Linked DNA regions of Mus musculus: regions 1, 2 and 3 are each linked to region 4. The links are chromatin loops, found by intact Hi-C in ENCODE. Cell type or tissue: left cerebral cortex. All regions are shown on one strand. Links, peaks and the distances in the headings refer to the core of each region. The heading gives the core; the rest is flanking DNA.

What was found. Hi-C counts contacts between places; a loop is a spot of excess contacts. Peaks named below come from ENCODE experiments on the same cell type or tissue, not always from the same donor. Only the 100,000 strongest peaks of a DNase experiment are listed, where the experiment ranks them.
Region 1: it touches region 4 in a loop (2.1-fold over the local background); 6 of 42 quality-filtered maps call a loop at or near these places.
Region 2: a loop joins it to region 4, with 2.5 times the contacts of the local background. A loop is called at or near these places in 13 of 42 quality-filtered maps.
Region 3: a loop joins it to region 4, with 2.5 times the contacts of the local background. A loop is called at or near these places in 6 of 42 quality-filtered maps.

Annotation. Positions count from the first base shown.
Region 1 is chr17:46,702,835-46,708,153 of GRCm38, reverse strand. It overlaps Ppp2r5d (protein phosphatase 2, regulatory subunit B', delta), which reads left to right and starts at 3,152. Exons shown (of 15, transcript NM_009358.3): 1 at 3,152-3,321. The coding sequence starts at 3,295. Gm52314 (a long non-coding RNA gene) reads right to left here and starts at 2,529. Exons shown (of 2, transcript XR_003952400.1): 1 at 2,446-2,529; 2 at 1-1,612. In left cerebral cortex, for the core only: a CTCF peak has its summit at 3,098; a DNase peak (open chromatin) is centred at 3,054; H3K4me3 peaks cover 2,535 bases; H3K27ac peaks cover 1,160 bases.
Region 2 is chr17:46,647,617-46,652,935 of GRCm38, reverse strand. It overlaps Mrpl2 (mitochondrial ribosomal protein L2), which reads right to left. Exons shown (of 7, transcript NM_025302.4): 3 at 4,558-4,699; 4 at 4,349-4,464; 5 at 4,167-4,277; 6 at 3,828-3,901; 7 at 2,804-3,052. The coding sequence ends at 2,840. Cul7 (cullin 7) reads right to left here and starts at 2,598. Exons shown (of 26, transcript NM_025611.5): 1 at 2,221-2,598; 2 at 918-1,499; 3 at 325-476; 4 at 1-211. The coding sequence starts at 1,491. In left cerebral cortex, for the core only: a CTCF peak has its summit at 2,376 (motif pointing right); a DNase peak (open chromatin) is centred at 2,441; H3K4me3 peaks cover 1,516 bases; H3K27ac peaks cover 1,338 bases.
Region 3 is chr17:46,626,831-46,632,149 of GRCm38, reverse strand. It overlaps Ptk7 (PTK7 protein tyrosine kinase 7), which reads left to right and starts at 2,646. Exons shown (of 20, transcript NM_175168.4): 1 at 2,646-2,882. The coding sequence starts at 2,828. It overlaps Klc4 (kinesin light chain 4), which reads left to right. Exons shown (of 16, transcript NM_001357130.1): 14 at 2-117; 15 at 259-322; 16 at 1,077-1,521. The coding sequence ends at 1,127. In left cerebral cortex, for the core only: a CTCF peak has its summit at 2,350; DNase peaks (open chromatin) are centred at 2,042, 2,307, 2,665 and 3,039; H3K4me3 peaks cover 1,728 bases; H3K27ac peaks cover 945 bases.
Region 4 is chr17:46,546,205-46,551,523 of GRCm38, reverse strand. It overlaps Srf (serum response factor), which reads left to right. Exons shown (of 7, transcript NM_020493.2): 4 at 504-623; 5 at 1,488-1,679; 6 at 2,012-2,088; 7 at 2,346-4,685. The coding sequence ends at 2,441. It overlaps Cul9 (cullin 9), which reads left to right and starts at 5,136. Exons shown (of 41, transcript NM_001081335.2): 1 at 5,136-5,278. In left cerebral cortex, for the core only: a CTCF peak has its summit at 2,145 (motif pointing right); DNase peaks (open chromatin) are centred at 2,131 and 4,309; H3K4me3 peaks cover 463 bases; H3K27ac peaks cover 551 bases.

The DNA of each region.
Region 1 (5,319 bases), core at 99-5,098, 160 kb before region 4:
ATTGTGGACGCTTGGCCACGCCCAGGTCCTTCTCGAGGATGCTGGAGGTAGCTTCGAGGATGCAGCTCAGGCTCTTGTGCTCCTGCAGCAAGTGCTGCTGCTGAGGATGGCCATGGTATTTTCACAGACTGCACTTTCTTCTCGGTTTCTTGAGGGTTGCTCTTGAACTCACTGTGGAGCCTGATCCTTCTGCTTCCAACTCTTCAAGTACTGGGTTTGATTTGTTCTGTTTTTGTTTTTGTTTTGTTGTTGGTGGTGGGTTTTTTTGTTTTGTTTTGTTGGTTTTTTTCGAGACAGGGTTTCTCTGTATAGCCCTGGCTGTCCTGGAACTCACTTTGTAGACCAGGCTGACCTCGAACTCAGAAATCCACCTGTCTCTGCCTCCCGAGTGCTGGGGTTAAAGGCGTGTGCCACCACACCTGGCTTTGATTTGTTTTTTTTTTGTTTGTTTGTTTGTTTTTGTTTGTTTGTTTGTTTGTTTTTTTGAGACAGGGTTTTTCCGTATACCCTTGGATGGCTTTGAACTCATGGCAATCCCACCTCAGCCTCTTGAGTTTGAGAATCAGAGATGTGCACCATCATGCCTGGCTACATTGGTGCATTCAGACACACATTTACTGGGGGTTTAACCTAGGGCCTCACACATGCCTGGCAAGCACTGAGCTCCAATCCCAGTCCCTCCTTTTACATTGTAAAACTGCATGCAAACCAGACTGCCCACTGTGGTACTGTAATCCTAGCACTTTAGAGGTTGAGGAGAGGTGATTTCAGGTTCAGTGACAGCCTGAGGTACATAGCAAGACCCTGTGGCAAGAACAACAAAAAAGAAGGCCCTGGGGACTTGGATTCCCACAGAGAAGAAAAAAAAATCCCACTTGCAGCCGAACTTTATGTGTCTCTGTCCCCTGCTTCCTAGAGGAACCAAGGTCTGCAGGTCTAAAGAGGCTACACAGTCAGTGGCAAGTTTATGCCCCAGGACTACAGTGCATCTTGAGGTTTTGGGTATGGGCAAGGACATCTGTTGATCAGCTCCATCAGAGGACAACTGCCTCAGTTACACTTGTACAGATAGGAATATCCACCAGCGAACAAACACCTTTCTTCCCCATGCAAACAATAGTAGAAATGCAGCCTCACTGTGTGCTCCCCTCAACTCAGTGTTAGTCACCGAGCAAAATGCAATTCTGTATGAGAGCCAGGCTCCTCTCCGTGCTGGCCTTACCCTGTGCTCACTCTTGAAGGCACTCCAAGCTCCTACTTGGCTTAAGCTTCCCTGGCAGAGATCACCCGACACCTCCTAGTTGCAAAATCAAAGTGTTCTATTCAGTGTTTAGCAGACTCTACCTGCCTCTGGCCATTGTGACACCAGTTCCCTCTAACCATCTTTCATCACTTAGGAGTCACCCTCAATGCATCCTTTCCCTGATACTGTCTCCCCGAATCCAGTGACTCACCGAATCCCGTTGACTGTACACGTCTCCGGAGCTCATCCGCTTTTCTTCATTCCGGTTTTTAAAGTCATTCACGTGCATGTGTGTGTCTGTGCGTGTGTATGCCACCTATGCAGGTGCCCAGGGAGGCCAGAGGAGGGCAGGGCGTCAGGTTCCTGGAGCTGGGGTTACAGGTGGTTGTGAGCCAGCTGTTGTGGGGGCTGGGAGCCTAGTTTAGGTCCTCTGGAAGAGCAGCAAGTACTCTTAACCACTGAGCCTTGTCTTTTTTTCCATTCTGTTCTTGAAGTTTTAAAATTGTGTGTGTGTATGTATGTATGTATGTATGTATGTATGCATGTGTCTATCAGGTCCCTTGGGGCTGGAGTTACAGGCAATTGTGAAGCAGCTAATGTGGGTGCTGGGAACTGAATTCAGGTCTTTTGGAAGAGCACCATCTTCCCAGCCCCCATCTTTCCCAATATTGGGGCTACTGCTCTTTGTGTAAGGATGATTGACTATTGTTTGGTTATCATGCTCCTGGGGGAATCCAAGACCTCTTTCCTGGGGAACAAACGGCCACAGGCTTATTTGTAACTTTTTAGTTCTGAGAGTTGTTTCTTTGTTGTTGTTGTTTGTGGTGGCGGGTAGGTTTTTTTTTTTTTTTTTTTTTGTCTTTTTTTTTTCTTTCTTTTAAGAGGTTCTTATTGTAGTCCAAACTGGTCTGCAACTGGCTATAGTTAAGGCTGGTCTGTAACGCCTGATCATCCTGCCTCTATCTTCCAAGAGGTGGGGTTACAGGGGCAAACCCATCACACCCAGCTCGCAGATTTATTTTTGATGGACCTCCTCCAGTTCTTTAATGTAATCTATTGGCTACTAGGATAACTAAAATATATTCCTCCATGTCATTCTGAGGTTTGTGTAATTTATGTGATTGTATTTTAATCGTCTCTTAATACGAGTCTGTGAACCTCATTAGAGTGGGAACTACCTGAGGGCAAGAACCCAGTCTTACCCACTTGAACACTAGCTTGGGTGCGGCGGCGGCTCAGGGCTCAGGTAGGGAACGATGAGGCTGCTTTTTCACTTCATTCTCAGTGGCTCCAAACGCAGCTGTTTTACCGATTCCAGCACCCTTCCAGCAGCTACAGGGACCCACGTCTTGAAGCTGCAGCAAACCAGGGTTTCTTATTTTATTTCAGCCCGGTTCCACCGCTGATAGGCTTTCCCCTCTGCTCCTCTGCAACTGTGATCTAGGACAGACTTGATGAATGCCCGGGAGTACCCTTGGGAGTCTTCTCTATCATTTCACGTGTGCAATTTGAGCTACTTTAAATTCCTGTGAAGAAAGGTGCCCTTTTCGTGTTAGGGCCTTTTTCCTCCAGTCCGTACGAAGCAGGGCAGGTAGAAGAGCAGGGGAGAACATGAGAGCCACTTCTGGAGGGAAGGAGCAGAGCTCAAAGGACTGAAGAATAGCAGAGGACGACGCACAAGGCGACGCCGGAGAACAGATCTGCTAGCCAAGCTCGGGTTTCCCCATGGCTCCGCCTCCTCCACGAAGCCCGACCCTTTTCAGGGCGGGACCTTCCACTCCAGCCAATTCTGGGAGCCGAACCCTGGCGGTTTGTACTCTTTCTTTCCAATGAGAAAAAAGGGAAGCTGCTTGGCTCCAATGACCAATCCGAGGAGGCGGCTCCTGGTTCTCAGGCAGGTTTGTAAGAGTTCGGGCCAATTGGAAGCGCAGCCACGGCTCGGCCCGGGCGCAGCGCGCAGGCGGTGGCGAAGAGACGCCGAGCGGGCCGAGTGTGGCCGAGCAGAGCCGGAGCGGGGCCGCAGGAGCCGGGCCGGGTGTGGACCGGCCGAGATGTCCTATAAACTGAAGAAGGATAAGGTGAGCGTGGCCTTTCCCCTTGCGCCTCCGCCGCCGGGCCTGCGCGCAGCTCTGGGAGGGGCCCGAGGCAGGCCCGGGACAGCCTCAGACTGACCCTCTGGTCCGGCCCCCCGCAGCACTCCCGCGGCCAGCCCCAGGGCCGCGCGACTGCCAGCACCCCCAGTCCGTGCAGCAGCTGGGACAGCTCTCCGTCTTTGCCCGGACAGATTTCCCCCCACCTATCCCTCTTCCCTTCCTCTTTGCTCCTATCCCCGGCCCCCTCCAGATCTGCTCCACTCCCGGCTCACTCCCTTGCTTTTTCTCCCCGCCTTTATCTGTCCCCGATCCCCCACGGTTTGGGACAGTGCTCATTTAAGACCGCATTTCCCTCCAGTACTTCCCCCACCCCCGCCCTGAGCAGCCCCTTCCCTCTTCTCCTCACCAGCTTAAAAGACGGCCTCTCCACAGTTCTGTACAGTCCCTCCTTCCCCCCCCCCGCCCCCCCACGACAAGCCCCTGACCTAGAACCGCTCTGCTTTCTCTCTCCTCCGCCCAAATCTGGCCTAGGCCCCTCCCTCGAGTCTTCCTTTACACACAAACTTGTAAGCCAGGACCGAGCCCTTCTTCTGTTGATGGAACCCCAGAACGTCTGTGCTGGAAGGGAGCTTTGGAGCACATGCAGACTAGCATGCTAGTGGTACAGATGAGGAGACTGAGGCCGGGTCAGGGGAAGGGACTTGTCCAAGGTCACACATCCTGCTGGAGGCCCAGCTGCAATATCAGGTCTCCCAACTTGGAGGGCTCTTCTGTGCAAGTGCCTAACTGGCATCAGCTGGCTTCCATGTTCACCCTAGACGGGACTCGGTTTCTAATCTGTTAGAGGCTCCTCCCTGTATTCCTTAGGATAACCTTTGCATTTCCTTTTTTTGCACCAGGACAGGATTTCTCCCTTTCTTCTGGCCTGTTCTGTTTAGTTTTCTTCTCATTCTGCCGTCCAGTACACTCGGTTTCTTTATTATTTGCAGTGGCAGAGATCAGACCCAGGGTCTTGCACATGCTAAGCATGTGCAGTACCATTGGGCTACACTCCCAACCCCACAGGCCATTTCTTGATGTTACCGTCTTTTGCCATCTTTTGCCTCCAAACCACCCTGACCTGTCCCTGCCTTTCCCTTTGTTTGCTGCTCTTGCTTGATCTGTGGTTCTTCTGAGAAGCAGACTCAGCTGGGGAGGCTGGAACTGGTCTTCAGACTCCCCAGCTTTTGGGCTGGCCCCTTGTGTTGGGCTGGCTCTGGCCTGGTCTCGTGGTCCACTCTCCTGATGACCCCAGAGGTGGATTGCATTCATTTTTCCCCTGATGGATGCTGGGCTACCATCTCTAACCATATCAGTCAAACTCTTTATCCCGGGGCTGTTGTGTGTTTGCCAGGAGGCTCTGCTTCTGGGCTGTCACTGTCTCGGTCTGAGAGTTAGATAGAGCACAGGACAGGGGGTGGTGAGCCAGGCAAAGTTGTGTGCCCTACCTGGGTCTTATCCTTGGGGAGTGGGCTTGCCAATGGGCGCCATCCAGCAATAGAAACTGTGCACTCAAGATAGCTAAGCCCGGGACTGGGGCTGTGGAGTTCAGAGGAAGGGGTGATCTCCTTAAGCGCCTGTCGTTTCTAGTCTGTGGACCAGATCCTGTCCCATCTGTCTGGCGGCTGATTGGGAATTAGAGGGGACGTTCTTAGACTTCGTCAGGCTGTGAGTGCTTTGCTTGAGAAAGGGCACAGGAAGGACCGGGATGCGTGGAGGCAGCCAGGGAGGCCTTTATGAGAGCTAATCTCCTGCACTGGATTTTGGGCTGCGTTTGGCCTCCTTCAGGTTCTGAGGGGGAGAGAGATGACAGTGTGACTGAGGTGTACCAGGGTGGAGGCACAGAGACAGGTGGGTGGAGGCCCCTTTATTGCTCATCTGTCACCTGTCCCCTCTCTCCTCGCTATCCTTCCCTGCTTCCCTGGGGAAGTCTTTCCTGGGCCT
Region 2 (5,319 bases), core at 169-5,168, 100 kb before region 4:
CGTCCCAGCGCATGGCCTGCACCAGCTCAGAGATCAGAGTGCCCATGGCCATACTGAATTCCAGTTCCAGCCGGCCCCTCCCTACATTCAACTCCTCAGGAATAAAGTTGTTCTGGGCTCCTTGATCCCCTGCATCGCCGTTCAGCCGATCCAGGAGGAAGGTGACGTGCAGGTAGCGTTTTACCAGGGAGAAGAGCAGCCGTCCTGGGACCTGTGGGATACACCTCTGACCCTCACCCATCTTGTCTCATCTTCTGCCCTCTTTCCACAGTACCCTCTGTGGCAAGTCCACAGCTCCCACTACCTCGGACCCTCATAAGATACCTGTGGCAGCTGAACGCCCTCGAAAGACATCGGGTGTTCCGTGAGAGTAGCCTGGGCGAACAGTGCAAGCAGAGCGCAGCGGCTATCAAAATCCAGGTGCTTTTCAATGGCCTCTTGTTGGCTCAATGACAGAAGGATCTGGGTCCGGGTCCCTGAAACCCACACCTCCAATCAGAAACAGTTCCCTAAGCGCAGTCTTCCAGGGATCTCTCCTAGCTTTCTACTCACTACCAATCCTTTGCCAGCACTCGCTGGGAATGACATATTTTGTTGATTTGCTTCAAGAGCCAACGTTTACTATCACACACACACACACACACACACACTGCAACAGTCTAAGCTCTTCTGCATAAAAAGCTAATGGGTTAATATGTTCTTGCTTATGCAGTCTTTCCCCCCTCCGTCCCATCCCCTTCCACAACAAACATTCTCCCTACCCCGCCCCCTCTTTTTTTCTTCCAACTTAAAAGTGAACAACAACTGAGCCATTCCGTACTGATGAGGTCAGAAGGTCCTGTCCCAGTGTCCTCTGAATCCCTGAGCCGACCCAGACCCTCTCCTGTTCTCCCTCCCCCACCACAAATGTCCCTCACCAGCATCGTGGGAGGACAGAGCTTGGATCATCCGGCCTGCGCTCCAGCGGATCTGATAATCAGGACTGCTCAACATGTGCATGAGCAAGTTCACAACCCTGCGGTCTTTGAAGATGCCAGTGAGGGGCTCGATGCTGGCATAGGCACTGAGTACATGGACCGTGTGAAGGAGAGGGGCAGGAGGCACGGTGCCCACGCACTCCTCCAGCTGCCGAAGGGCCCTCTGAATCAAGGACTTCACATCTGTTTCCATCTCCCCCAGCACAGACTTGTCGAGGGCCCCTGCCTCAGTGGACTCCCGGGAAGGTGCGATGACTTGGCCATTCTCGCCCAGCATCTTGTGGCAGTTGGCATAGATCTCATCGTCAGACATCCATAACAGGATATGCTCAGCCTTGCAGTCCACTGTAGAGTCCCGGTCCCCATCATCCCCGCGCCTGAGGATGAGCCAGCGGATCTGATACTCGGGGTGCCCATTATGGCCAACCCGTTGGCGGATCAATTCATCCGGATACGCGTGCAAGCCAGGCCCCAGGGGCACCCTGAATTCCCTGTATCGTAGCTCCCCTACCATCGTGGCACCTGAGACACACAAGGAAGAGAGAAAAGGCAAGCTAGAGTGAGAGGGAGGTCAGAAAACAAGGGCATCCAGGAGTTGGAGGAGCGAAAGCAGCAACAGCTGTTATTCTGGGTGGGGTAAAGTTGGGCCTGCTTCGGCCGGTGAGACCTGGACTGGACAGAAGAACATTGCGGAGTTTGTTATTCAAGAGCAAAATATTGGAGCTAAGAGGTCTCTAAGGCTCGCAGCCTCGAGTGGGTTTGGTTCGGAACACCCGGAAGGGCAGTGGCATAGAGCAGTGTTGGATTTACAAATGAAGCCCAAGGTCCTGGGACAGATAAAAGTAATTTAGGGAAACGGGTGTGTGGGGGCCCAGAACTGTGTCGGAGGGGGATGCGGTCTCTAAATTGAAGCACTGGATTGTGAGGCCCAAAGGAAAGGGCACAGAAATGGCCATCAGCAAAGCACGATGGGCTGGGAGAAGGGGAAGGTATGGGAGACATCCATGACCAGAGGCGCGAGGCCGGGAGAAGGGTGCATCAGGGGTCCGATGGATAAGCGGCGCGAGGCTTGGTGGATGGGAATCAAGACCCGAGAAGGTCCGGAAAGGGCGTGGTGGGATAGGATGGGGAGGTAGGCCCAGTAAAGGATAGTCCCGAAGCACGGTTGGGAAGGAGACGCGAGGCTCCGCGGTCGATCGGAAGCCCAGAATAGGGGCAGGGGCTGCGGTGGGGCTCTGGCCACCTCAGAAGTCCGCCGGGATCCTGGCGCGAGGCCTGTCCTTTGCAGAGCTAGGGACGCGCGGAACACGATGGCGGCTGCGGCGCTGGCGAGTGTTTGGGCCCCGCCTGGGCCCCCTGAAGGGGTCTAGGCGCAGAGGAGGGGGCGTGCCTCTGCAGGAGACAGGCGGGCAGAGGGCGTGACCAGCAGAGGCCTCCGAGGCGCGCCGGCGCACTGCCTGCTGCAGGGTGGAGCCTAGTCCTGGCTGGTGCTCCAGGCGCTCCGAGGCTCCGCCGCCTGCTCCAGCCACCGCTCGCTTCCGCCTGATTTAGCGGAAAGCTGGGGGCCGGGGGCCATCAGCGGGCGGAGTAGCGGGTGCCACCTGGACGACGCAGCCCTCCAGTCCTGCACCGCCCTTTCCTCTTCCTCTTAGTCCTCCTTCCTGCTGCCGGAAGTGCCTTCCCATTTCCCAAAGCCAGAACTGGATAGGACCTTGGAGGTCATTTCTGCCCCCTCCCCATCCGTTTTTCCATCCTCTTCCCTCTATCCCTGTTTACTTCTTGTCCATTCTGTACCGCGCCCTCCCAAGTGAAAAGGTAGTAAGAGATAAAAACAAGAGACATTTTATTAGAGTCCAGGGCAATCAGTTTTGGGCAGCAGCGGAGGGCAGCTTCACATAACTCTTCATGGGTGGTAGTGGCCGAATCTTTCGGCCGGCCCAGCCTCCCTTGCGTTGCCACAGCCCACTGTTAGGCCTCTTGCCCAGCCAGCGGTTCCTTCCTGCCTTGCCGATGACCCGCTGGTTATGGTTAACGTTGGATACTCGGCCTACAGTTGCAGTGCATGACTCCAGCACCTGACAAGAGAAGCAGACAAGAACGCACCGGTGGGGACACGAGGCTGGCAGGGCAGTGTTGGGAACACTACTCTGGGTGACTTCTTACACTCAATGAGGGACGGGAGAAGGGAGAAACACAAAACATTAGAATATAAACGTGGGTCCAACAATGAATTAAAAGTTAAGGAAAAGACTCCCCATATCTATGTTTGTGTCTGTGGTTTTCTTTTGGAGTCAGGGTCTGGGAAGGTATGTAGTCTTGGCTGACCTGGCACTGCACCAAGACACCCCTGCCTCTGACTCTTGAGAGATGGGATTAAAAGCCAGTTCCAACCTGGTGGTTCAACCTACGTCTTTTTCTGGTTTTTTGAGAAAGCCTAGGTGGCTTGCTTCTTTTGCCTCAGTGTCTGGGATGCTGGGGTTACAGACACGGATGGCCCGGCCTGGCTGGGAAGGGCATCTCGACTCTAAAGTTCCAGCCTGATATGGCATGCTTAGTCAGGTAGCAGAAACAGAGCAGACACAGAGGGAGGCACTGCCTGGCATCATAAACACTTGGGAGACACTGAGGGACATTCTAAAACTTCCTTCTCTTTTTCTTTTTGTTTTTTGAGGTAGGGTTTCTCTGTGTAGCCCTGGCTGTCCTGGAACTCACTCTGTAGACCAAGCTGGCCTTGAACTCAGAAATCCACCTGCCTCTGCCTCCCAAGTGCTGGGATTAAAGGCATGCGTCACCACTGCCCGGCCAAAACTTCCTTCTTTGCTGACCCCTCCCATCTGTGCCCATACACACCTGCATTTGCCTCTTCGAGGGCAGCTGGATAATGGCTGTCCCGTTCACCTTCCGAAGCAGCACACCGCATGTCCCTGGGGAAGGGGAAACAGCTTGGCCACCTTCCACAAATCAGAGGGAGGTTTCCATGGGGATCTGAGGCCACATGCCACCCTTCCTTTGCCCTTGGGGGGGCACATGAAACACAGAAGATCATACACTATGATCTAGGCTAAAACAAAGCACAGATTGATCCTCTCATTGTTTGTTTCTTCCTGTCCTGGAACAGATGTGAGTCTAAAGGGTTCCCAGAATAGTGCTATCCCAATTGTGGGATGTGTGTAGCTTTTGTGCCCATACCTGCAGCTCGGATATACTGGGCTCCCCGGCCAGGCTCGCTCTCTACGTTGTTGATGAGGGTCCCCACAGGCAGCGCCCCAAGTGGATGTGCATCCCCCTCCTGGGCGGCCACTAGAAAACAGGATCTCATCAGCACAAGACCCAGCCACCTCCACCCCACACATCCACCAGCCATCCCTCACCTGCCATCCTGCCTATGTGATTAGAGTTCAGGATTGTATCTCCAGCCTTCATGTTTTCCGTGGCAATGATCCAGCGCTTCCGGCTACCCCCAGCAACCAGAGCTATGTCTGCAGACCTGTTCAGGATGATGGACAAAGCCCACATTTTCTGAGAAGCTACAAAACAACAATTCAGACCACACCATCATCATTTCCCATCCCAAACTTGCCTACAAGGATCATAGCGGACTACCACAACCTTCTCCTCAAACGGTTCTGGTGCCTTTTCCTTTTCTGGCCGGAACCGTAGAAAGTCAATCATGCGATAATTCTGTTTGTGGCCTCCACCGATACCATGCACTCGGATGCGGCCTAGGATCAAGACAGTTCAGGCATGTGATTCAGGTTAGAATAACTCTCAGCCTAGATTGGACAGTAGTACTCCCTCACTATTATATCACAAACAGAAAAACGACAAAGGGTTGGTGGTATAGCAGTACAGAGCTTGCCTTGTGAGCGCTGAGGTCCCAGGTTCGAGCCACAGTATGTGGGTGAACAGAGGCCAGGGCTTCCTTGCAAAAGTAGTGGGGTAACACTTATATGGCTCAATAAAAATATGATTATTAAAACTGTACTGGAAGGGATATACACTGGACTCCCATCATTAAACCATTATAATGTTGGTCCCTTGCATTGAGCAGGTTTTCTGTTTCTCTGTGGTCTCTTCTTCAGCTTCAGTCATGACCCACACGGTGAGATGCACCTCAATGACATCTTACAAGCTATAGTGCACTGCTATATAGACATCCAGGATGCTAATGCAGTCGGGCAGTGGTGGCACACGCCTTTAATCCCAGCACTCAGGAGGCAGAGGCAGGCAGATTTCTGAGTTTGAGGCCAGCCTGGTCTACAGAGTGAGCTCCAGGACAGCCAGGGCTACACAGAGAAACCCTGTCTCAAAAAACAAAACAAAACAAAAAACAAACAAAAAA
Region 3 (5,319 bases), core at 86-5,085, 81 kb before region 4:
GGATGGCAGTGGCACCCTCCAGAGGAGCGGCTCTCTGGGCAAGATCCGGGATGTGCTTCGTAGGAGCAGTGAGCTACTGGTGAGGAAGCTCCAGGGGACGGAGCCGCGACCTTCCAGGTACATGACAAGTGACAAGGGGTAACTATGACAAAGCAGGTCAGCAGGCCTGGCCTGCAGCACCTCCTGGTGCCGGAGAAATGTCCTAGAGTGTCCTACACAGAGGAGCAATGGGGGCCTCACTTCTCTTTTTCTTTGCAGCAGCAGCATGAAGCGGGCGGCCTCGCTGAACTACTTAAACCAACCCAATGCAGCCCCCCTCCAGGTGAGCGTGCTGAGGGACACCCTAGGGCCGAGGGAGGAAGGGCTCCCCAAGGCAGTCCCAGGGGCAACTGGGAAGGTGGAAGACTCACCATAGTGAAGGTGGCCTGGGAGACTGGAGCTCTTCAGGAGTCAGACTGACAGCATGGCATCGGAGGTGCTGGGCATCGAGAGACAGGGGCAGTGGGGGACACATGTCTAATCTCAGAGCTGGGGAAGCAGAGGCAAGTGGGACTCTGCATTTAAAGCCAGCCTGGTCTACAGAGTTCCAGCACGGACAGGGTGACACAGAAACCTGGTTTGAAAGAGAAGAGAAAGACAGACAGACAGATAGACAGACAGAGACAGAGAGAGAGAGAGTTTCTGGCTAAAGGATTCAGTCAGAATTATTCAGGAGAGTACCAGCCACTGGTGCTCTCTAAGCTGGTAATAATTCAGAGTGACTTAGAGCTGCTGGCCGTGTCTTACTCCTTCCCTTGAGGTCTCAGTGAGGAAGTAGGAACACCAGCAGCATGAAGTCTCCCTTAGAGAAAGCAGGCAACACTGCCAGCCAGTTCAACACAGTGAGCTCTTGGGTCAGCTCATTCACTGTGCAAGCCAGCATTCTTGCCCAGGTTTCGTCCCGTAGCTCCTCCAGTAGACCGTGCCTAAGCAAAGTCCTAGAGCTTAGGTTGAGGTTAGAAATTCCATCTTTAGTCTCTGCAGAGCAGGCAGACTCCAGGAGTTTGCAGTGATGTGTGGTTGCTGGTCTCTTTCAGGTCTCCCGGGGCCTCAGCGCCAGCACTGTGGACCTTTCTTCAAGTAGCTGACATTCAACTCCCTCTTTTAGTCTGCTGGGTCCCCACAGCCCTTACAGCATTCCCCATGGCTCCTGTCTCTTCCCCAACTCAATAGGATGGTGAAGAGGGAGCGGTGTATGTGGTAGATTGCTGCTTCTAGGGTCTAGGCTCCTTCCCTGGGAACCCCCCTTCGGAAGGGCCCTCAGGATAACATGATCTCTACTTTGGAGTCCTCTAGAGTAGCTGACTGAGGCTCCCAAGGTGGGAGAAAGTGGGTCTGCACCTCAGGGATGCGCCTGATGCTGGCTCTTCTGTCAGTTTGGGGCTGGCCAACTGGGCTGCCTTGCCCTGGTCTCTTTTACCCTCTGCTGCCTCACTACAGGTCCACATATTTCACTGTTTCTTTAATAAATGAACCAGGTAACATTTTGTGTTCGGAGTCTTCATTGAAGACGTTGTTCAGGACCCTTCCTAGAAGGATGAGGGCAGTGGTAGTGTGCAGGACTGTTGAATTCTTGGCTCAATGGTTCCCTCCGTGTTTGTACCCTCTTTAGCAGGGCCTGGAGGAAGACTTCTGGGGGATGGGGAATGAGGCACACAAGAAGAAGGTGCTGTGGACGGGGTTGTCAGGGACATGTGGTGGCCATGTGGCAGGACCCTGGAGTCCTGGCGCCACTTCTCCTGCCTGTGAGGCCCTCTGTGGCTTCCTTCCCCCCTCCCAGCTGCTTGGGGGAAGGGAGGTCTAAGCAGGCCTGGGGGGCCCTCCAGAGCCAGAAGGGGGACAAGGCGCTATCCATCCTCTCTTGCATATCCTGGAGGCCTGTCAGCAGCTGGGGCCCATCTTCTAAAGCTTGACTTCTTCTGACCCGCCTCCCACACCCCTTGCTGCTTTCACAACAAAGAAAGAATGTGGGGGTGGTGGCGCTGGGGGTGGAGGGTGCCTGGAACAAGGGCTGCGTTGGGCCTCCCCACAGCTGGAGATTTGGCCATGCCCTGACACAGCCCAGACTGCTTGGAGATGGACTTGGGATGTATGTCTGTTTAATAGCTCTCGCTGGGGGTTGGAGCCCAGGGTTTCTACCTTGGGTTCAGATTTGTCCAGTGTCACGCACGCCCCTCCCCCTCCCTGGCTACATCTGTTCCACCGGGCACCACAGCTGTGCCCTCCTTGTCTTCTGAGACATCCTGGCTATGTCCTCCTTGCCTTCTTCTGAGACACCCTGCTGGTCTGTCTCATGCAGCACTTTGGGTTGCTTAACTCCAGCAACTTGGAGAATTCTGGGCAAACTATTGCTCCAGATCTCCAGGTAGGTTCAGAGGGCCTAACGGAGTTCTGAGAGTCACTTTGGTTCTCTTGCGTCCCAGTGGATAGATTAGGCGGTGGGAACAACACCCAGGTCTCCGGCACTCCCCTAAGACGGCCACTGCTGCTCCCCCCCCCCCCCATCATTCCCCAGATCCTTCTTTCTATTGCCAGCTCCTCCCCTCGACGGCGGGGAAGGGGGCGTCAGGGGGCGGGGCGCCGTGCAGGCGGAGAGGAGGGGGCGTCGGGGGCGTGGCTTGGCTGCGGCGGCGGCGCGCTCGAGGGCTTGGATGTACGGGGCGCGCGCGGCTCCAGCTCCGGACGCCTCGGGCTCGGGCTGTAGCTGCTGCGGCGGCCCCCGCGCTCCGGTCCGCGCGCCCGCTCGCCGTGTGCCTTGAACCTCGCTGCTCGTCTGCAGCCCGCCAGGATGGGAGCCCGCCCGCTGACTCTGCTCAGAGCCCTGCTTCTGCCGCTGCTGGCCGGTGAGTCCCCCGAGAACCGGGAGGATCCGAGCTGTGCTTTGAGAAGCGCGGGAGTCCCGGGGGCTGGAAGGGCCCTGGAGAGGTGGGCTGGGCAGTTGGGGAGGTGGAGAGGCTCGCTAGGGGCTCGAGGATCCTGGGTTGGCGACGCCCCCTACGCGGTGGCGACACGGTGCACTGGGGCGCGGGGACGCGTTTGCTGTGAGTTCTCTCCGCCCGATCCGAGAGTTTGCTCGAGCGTTGCCCGGAGTCGCTGGCTCCCAAGCTCTGCTAAGATCTCCCTTTTGGAGAAGCAGTGCCCTCCCATCCCGTGAAAAGGTGCGGACGCGGACACCCAGGAATGCCCCGGGCCTTGGAGCCCAGATGAGGGGGATAGGCCTGGCTCCCGATCCCGTCCGAGCTGACATGGGGCGCGCCTGGCGCGGAGCTTTGTTACCTATGCCGGCCCGACGCGCCCGGGTCCCTCCCTGCAAGTTCCGGGGCAAAGCTGGAACCCCAGATGGCCCTGCGGGTGAGGGCAGGTTAGACTGAGAAGTGCCTAATCTTCTCCTCCAACTAGGCCTTGAGCCTACTCGGTGCCAGGGTCGTATCCCTGGAGCGGAGGGTCCCAGGCTGTAGTGGTGACTAATGAGTGAAGGCCGCTGCCAAAATCGGGCATGGCCGGCTTGCCAAGGTGCGGACGGGCTTTGCTTTGCTGTTTCCTGGATTTCCATCCTGTCCGTGTGTCCGTGTTCTCGGAGGAAAGGATTGTCTCTCTTCCTAAGGGCAGAAAGGCAAAGAGAGAGATAGAACGAGAGAGAGAGAGAGAGAGAGAGAGAGAGAGAGAGAGAGAGAGAGAGAGAGCGCCCAACTCTGGCTTTTCGTGAAGGGTCTCTCTACTTTGGTGAGGGTGTGGCCCCCCCGCCCCCCCCCCCCATCTCCAGGGCAAACAAGGGGCACCCTGTCCCGCAGACTTTTATTTCCTGGCTGATCACACCTGAGAGTCGGTCACAACTAAGGTGTTGTAAGTGACTTAACCGGAAATCGCCAAGCCACCCATATACCCAGTCTGCTGGTCCAAATGACTCCCTCCTTACCTTCCAAGACAAAACTACCAGTGGTGGTCTGCGGAAACAGCCCTCCTTGGGGAGACAGTCTGCGGGGGTGGGGGTGGGGGTGTCTTAGTCCTTAACCTAAAAAGAACTTACTTAGCCTTCTCTTTAATGAGTTCTAGCCGGGAGGGCAGGGGCAGGGAATTGTATACTGTCATCTTCCTGACCAGCTGTTGAGGGTTTAGGGACCAGAGAATGAAAGTCTTTCCCACCCCCAGTTATAAAGAGGTAGGCATAGCCTAAAAACCAACCCTGGGGTCTCTTAAGCTGGTGTTCCTAAGTTGTCCTGTGTTCCTTATGTGTGGGGTAGTCATTGCTCATGGCAAAGTCCTGCATCTGCTCCCAGAGGAAGTATGTAAGGTTTTGTTGTTGTTGTTGTTGTTGTTTTGTTTTTTAACACAGCCAGGATGAAGGCCCAACCATATGGGCAGGCAGCCCCAGCTCACAGGCCTCCTCGGCTGGCTGCTGGGTTTTGGTGTGTGTGGCTCTGCTAGATGTAGCTGTATTTGCTGCTGCGGTTTAGCTTTCTGAAGTCAAAGGCAAGTTCTGGTGGAGATGGCCCTTGCTCAACCACGCTACATTGCCAATTTCTTCTCTGAGGACTCTTGATGTTCGAGATGTGAACTCTAGTGGTGGGTGTTCTGGGAGGGTGTGTGTGTGGGGGGGGTTGGATAGGAGGGGTTTGGGGGGTATCTCCACAAAGAAACATTTTAATGAGAGCCTTAAATCAGTTCCACCAAATGTGCCTTCGTGTGAAACCTATCCGTGTGCTGTAAACGATTTCAGCGGAGGCGCCTGCTCTGCTGGTGAGATCCAGGGACTCTACCTACCCCAGATGCATGTCTTCAGGGGACAAGGAGGTTTTAATAGATCGAAGCACATTTCCCCATCGTGTTGTTTAACTGTGTCATTAACTGAAGCTGTAGGGAGACCTCACTGTTAAGGAGGCTGGGGCTAGGGACCTAGCCTGCCCAGGTTTGTAGACTCGGCCATTTTTGAAGTTTGGGTAATTATGCTGTAAATACCCAAGTTATGGTCCAAACCTTGAGATCCCTGGTGTGATAAATACGGTGGGGGAGGAAGAGAAGGCTTAAAGTTGAGAACCCAGACACCCCCACCCCCACCCCCTTTTAGACAGGGTCTTATTACATGCTCCAGGCTGGCCCTAGGCTTATGGTGCAGCCCTCCTTGGCCTAGAACTCATGATTCTCCTACCTCAGCCTCCAGAGAGCTGGGATTAGAGGATAGTAGGACCACACCTGGCCAAAACCTGGGATTTTTGTTCTTGTCGTTAGATTATTTTTTACATTTATTGGTGTGTGTGCTGAAGTTCGAGTGTGCGAGTGCCT
Region 4 (5,319 bases), core at 109-5,108:
ACAAGGGGCAGGGAGAGGTTTGTTCTCTCTGGGACAAATTGAGGGTGTTGAGTGATTTTAGGACTGGTTCCAGGAGGACCTCTTTCTTTGACAAGGAGGGTAAAATGGGTTAGAGCCAAAGAGAATCATCTCGCCTCCCTTTGGAAGACAATCTCTGCCCAGTGAGATCCCTGTTGTTGGTGGTGGTTTAAGTTCATTTCCACACTGGTGTTGTCTGACCAGCTCGCCCTTGCACCTCCACTGCTGTGGGGATGGCTCTCCCCCTCGTCTGTTGTGACTGGGGACAGATTATGGCCTTGATAGATTAAGGCTAGCTCCTGGTCAGCTGAAGATGGAGCAGAGCTTGGGACAGGAGGAAGAGGGGACTCACTTCATTCAGAGCATATAGGATGTCTTCAGGTCCCAGGGGAGCCAGGGCATGGGCCTGGGAATACAGTAGTCCAGCATGTTTGAAGGCGGCAGCTGCATAGGCTGGAACCCAAGTAAAACACTGTGTCTTATAGGTGGGGCAGTGGCCCAGCAGGTCCCTGTGCAGGCCATTCATGTGCACCAGGCCCCACAGCAAGCGTCTCCCTCTCGTGACAGCAGCACAGACCTCACGCAGACCTCCTCCAGCGGGACAGGTATAACTCTTTGCCACTCTCCTCCCCAGCCCCCAGTGCCCTGCCTTCCCACAGGAAGCCTAGAAGTAGGGACTTAGCGGCATGTCTCTCCCATGCTCAGGACCGCAGGGAATTCACTAAGTAGAGCCTGGACTTTTTCTCTCATCCTTAGAAGAGACCTAGGTAAGCACGCTAAGGTTTGAGCCCTGCTCTGCAGTGGGGAATCAAGAGATAAGGAACCATTGAAAAATAACCTGCTCAGTAACCAGGGAGGCCCGAGAGCAGTTGTCACCGATGAGACACTCTAGGTCTCCCTGTAGGTCTCTAGTTCCTCTCTGCCGCTGTTGGTCTTTTCAAGAATTAGAGTGAACTCTCACGTGTAAGTTATTGTCATTCCCGCCTTATTTATTACACATTAGCTGAATCCCTTCTGCTCTAGGACTGGAGGGCCTGGGAATCGGGGGACAAGCAAGAGTCTCAAGTGAGTCAGAGTCTGCGCATTAGTAAGCTCCTACAGTAACATCTGAGATGTGCTTGTCTGGAGGACGAACCTCTTAGGTGTAAGTTGAGGAAGAGTGAGGAGGATACGCGCAATGGAGTTCCCTAAGAAACTGCCTTGACTTTCCTGGGAGGAGGTCATGGTTGCGATCGTAGGGTCTGGGAACAGAGACTTTGATGGACGCACAATCCCACCGTAGAACAGTGGGCTGTTGAGCTCAGAGGAAAAAGCTAGACTTTATTGTTGTTGACAGGAAGCAAAGAAACAAGCTTTTGAAAAACTCGAGCCATAGGACATGGTACAAAGACCCTGAAGGTTGGAACCCTGGGGCAGGATGAGAGATAGCAGGAGGGATCAGCTCCCTGATGTGTGTCTGTGTTTTCCAGTGACGTTGCCCGCCACCATCATGACGTCGTCTGTACCCACAACTGTGGGTGGCCACATGATGTACCCTAGTCCCCATGCAGTGATGTATGCCCCCACCTCAGGCCTGGCTGATGGCAGCCTCACCGTGCTCAATGCCTTCTCTCAGGCACCATCCACCATGCAGGTGTCCCACAGCCAGGTCCAGGAGCCAGGTGAGGGAAGGGCAGGGCTGAAGCAAGAAGGACCATTTATCTCTCCCTTCCACAGGCTCCAGCGCCAACATGCACCCTCACTCCACCCCCTCTCCCAATGCCCACACATACTCCTGCACAATTGCAAGGATCTCACACTCAGTGGACACTCTTGCGCATGTAAACCCTCACACCACAGGCACCCTCATGCTGTGCGTGAGACGGACGCTATGGGCACACACCCTTGGGCACGTGTCTGAGGCTTCCCAGACACTTGTGAATATCATGCTCCTCCAGTATCTAGGGCTCCTCTTGAGCAAGTTAGTGAGTATCTCCCATGCTTTCCGATGCAGGTGGTGTCCCTCAGGTGTTCCTGACAGCACCGTCTGGGACCGTGCAGATCCCTGTCTCTGCAGTTCAGCTTCACCAGGTAAGGTGGACTCTGACCTGGCCCACTCAGCCAGTCTCCCCTGGGCAAGTACTAGAACGGCAGGCCAGCAGGAGGCGCCCGAGCTCAGCCTGCTGGTCGGTCTCTCCCTCCTGTCCTCACACACCTCCCTCCTTTTTTTTTTTTTTTTTTTTTTTTTTTTTTTTTTAATGAAGACTTTTAATTTTATTATTTAACATAATTTAAGACTTTTTTTCGTATTTTTCCTTACCCATCTTTACACACCTCCCTCCTTACAGATGGCTGTGATAGGGCAGCAAGCTGGGAGCAGCAGCAACCTCACCGAGCTACAGGTGGTGAACCTGGATGCCACCCACAGCACCAAGAGTGAATGATCCGCCCGTCACCCTGGACAGACGGCCCAAGGGACGGCACCACTTATTTATTGTTGCCTTTTCACGGTTTCTTTACACACACACTGACTGGCCGAAGGAGGGAGGCGGGGAGAAGGAGCGGGCAGCCACAGGACTATGCCCTCTCACTCCAGCCAAAGAAACGGGCCTGCCTGCCCTCCCCAGCTGCCCTCCTTCCTGCTCTGCCTGTCATGCTGTTGATGGTGCAGCTCTCCTCCCTCCTCAGACCCCCTGCCAGCCTGGCTCAATTTGCTATGAGTATTAGCTGACCCGATGGGACTGTGCCACCTTCCCACTCACAGGCCTTCTGTGGGACTGGGCACAGTGTTCCCGTCCGAGGAAACATTTGGGGCCCTCTCTCCAGCCTCTTTGGCGACCTCTGGTTAGCTTTGTGTCTGCCATGGTCTGGGTCAAAAGAGCCCGGCCCCTGCCCCTCAGGGAGCCAGCTGGGAGAGATATGGGGGCTTGTGCCCTCAGCCGATGCCCTCTGCCCCTTTCAGCTCCTGAAGCAGCTGGGCCTGTGCACCGGGCAGGTTACTGGGGCCGCCTGCCCTGCCTTGCCTCTGTTCCCGCGGACCTGCAGGGGCTCCTGGGTTGGAGGGAACCACTGTTAGCGGTCTCTTCCTCCCCTTGGTCTTCCCCCTTCTCCCAGCTGCTTTACTTAAGAGTTGATTTTGAACTTTTTATTTGAGGAGATGACGTGAAAACAAATCTATAAATATATATTTTTAAAATATTTAACTTTTTTTTAATGGCGTTTTTCTCATCCCCCTCCCTGCCCAAACTCCTCTTGGGGAAGCTCTTGGGCTCCCTAGAACTGTCTGGGCCCCTGGGGACAGCCACCCCATGAGCTTGGGGTCCACCAGTGTGTGTGTGTGGGAGATTCTGGGATTGCTCCACATCCTGGGTTCTTTCCAGGAGAAAGGTGGGGGAGGGGCCCTCAGGCCAAGCCACAGAAGGGGGATGGGAGGTCCCGCAGTTCTAGGCCTCTTTTGCCCTCTAGGGTTGTTGCTAGGAAAAGGGAAGATGGAGACCAAATGTGGGGGTGGGGTGGGAGGGGTCAGGGAGAGGAGATTGATGTCCTTTGTGCCACAGTATGGTCGTTGCAGCCTGTGCTCCCCCAGGCTTGCAGATACCTGGGGCCCAAGGTGCAGTGGGCAGGATGGAGTTCGGGAGGTAGGGAGATACAGGAATGGGGGTCAGAGGTAAAAGCTCTTGGGCTGAGTGCAGCAATGGGGGGCCAGAGGTGGGCAGCTCTCCCAGGGAGTGAGCAGCTACTGTAACTTTTTTAAATTAAGACAAAAAGCCTTGAAGAAAATGACTTTATTTTTCTAAGTGTAACCTCAGTATTTATGTAATTTGTACAGGGCCATGCCCCATCCCTTAAAATCCCTTTGGGGACCTTGAGGGTGGGCTAGCATAGGGGAGGGTGTTTTACCCTGTGTCAGAGCCAGCCTAAACCACCTGTATCCATTAAAGGAGCTTTTTCCGGGAGGGCAGTTGGGGTAGGGTGTCACTAAACCCTTGTTGCTGCCTTCAGTAGGAACAAGCCTACTTCTGCGGTTAGGTGGAGGGGTTGGGAAGGTTTTATGCACAGCCTACGTTTCATGGGGATGATCTGCTGACGTTTAAGAGCCCCCTGAACCTCTAATCCCCATTACTGTCTTCCCCAGCTGGGATGCCACCTTTCTGGCCTTTCTCCTGGAAATAGCTGGGGCGTTTGGGTGGCTTTCAAGACTGGGGCATGGTAAACCAGGGGTCAGAGTTGGGGAGCTTGGGACTCAGGTCTGTAACTGCCCAGCCCCCTTCTCTGCTCCTGTTTCACTCCTCTGCCGCCCACTCATGGCCCCTCCCCCAACACCGGAGGTGTTGATTCCTCCTCACAAAAGATAGAGCCTGGGCAAGTGATTCAGGCCAAGTGCTTACCAACGTGTGCTGTGTGATTGTGGCCTTGGGAGAACCTGTTTGTCAGGCAGGACTGAGGTGGCATTTCTATGTGCAGCAACCCTTGGTGTATCCCTAATTAAGTGGCTCTAGGGGTGTGTGCGCGCGCCTGTGTCCGAGTGAATACGTGTGTGAATGTGGAGTGCGTGTGGTATATCCGTGGTTTCTACTTCTCCTGGGATGTTGACCCAGGAATAGTGGACATGGTCACATCTTCTGTACAGAGCTTTCTTTTGTATTAAAAAAATACTCTTTCAATAAATGTATCATTTTTGTGCACAGACTGGGGTCTTTGGCTGTGTCTTTGGGATCTTTTTAGCATCGGGAGGGAGGAGGGAGCACAATCCCTTAAAGTCTGTCCCAAGCTGCGGTGTGCTTTGGACTGTTCAATCCTACATGATTGAAGAGATCTGGGCGAGGACTTAATGCATGGTTTTGCCAGCAGCTCAGGGAAGGTCAGGGGTTTTACTTAAAAGTCAAAGTGACCCAATGATCTAAAATACCGCAGGGTTTGGGCAGCGCTGGGAAACAACAACAACACACACACACAAGTCCGGTGATGGGAGTATGGGTTAACTAATGCGGAGATGATTGCTGTGGTGGGTGGGAGAGGAAGATGGACCCGGTGGAGCGCAGGATGCTTCACACCGGACTACCTGGGAAGGACACTGGTTGCTGACTCCCTCGGCTAATACGCATGCTCCACTCACGCGCCGCTTTGCCACGCTCGCAGTGGGCCACCGTAGGACCCGTAGTCGCCCGGGTCGTGCGTGCGCCCGGCGTGTGACCCGGAAAAGAGCTGTGGAGGAGGCGGGCCCAGTTGCGGGACCCGCTGCTGGGTGACAGCGAGGGTCCAGCCGGGAGGGCGGTGAGAGGTGAGAAGAAAGCTCTGCACCGAGCCATCCCTTCTTTTCCC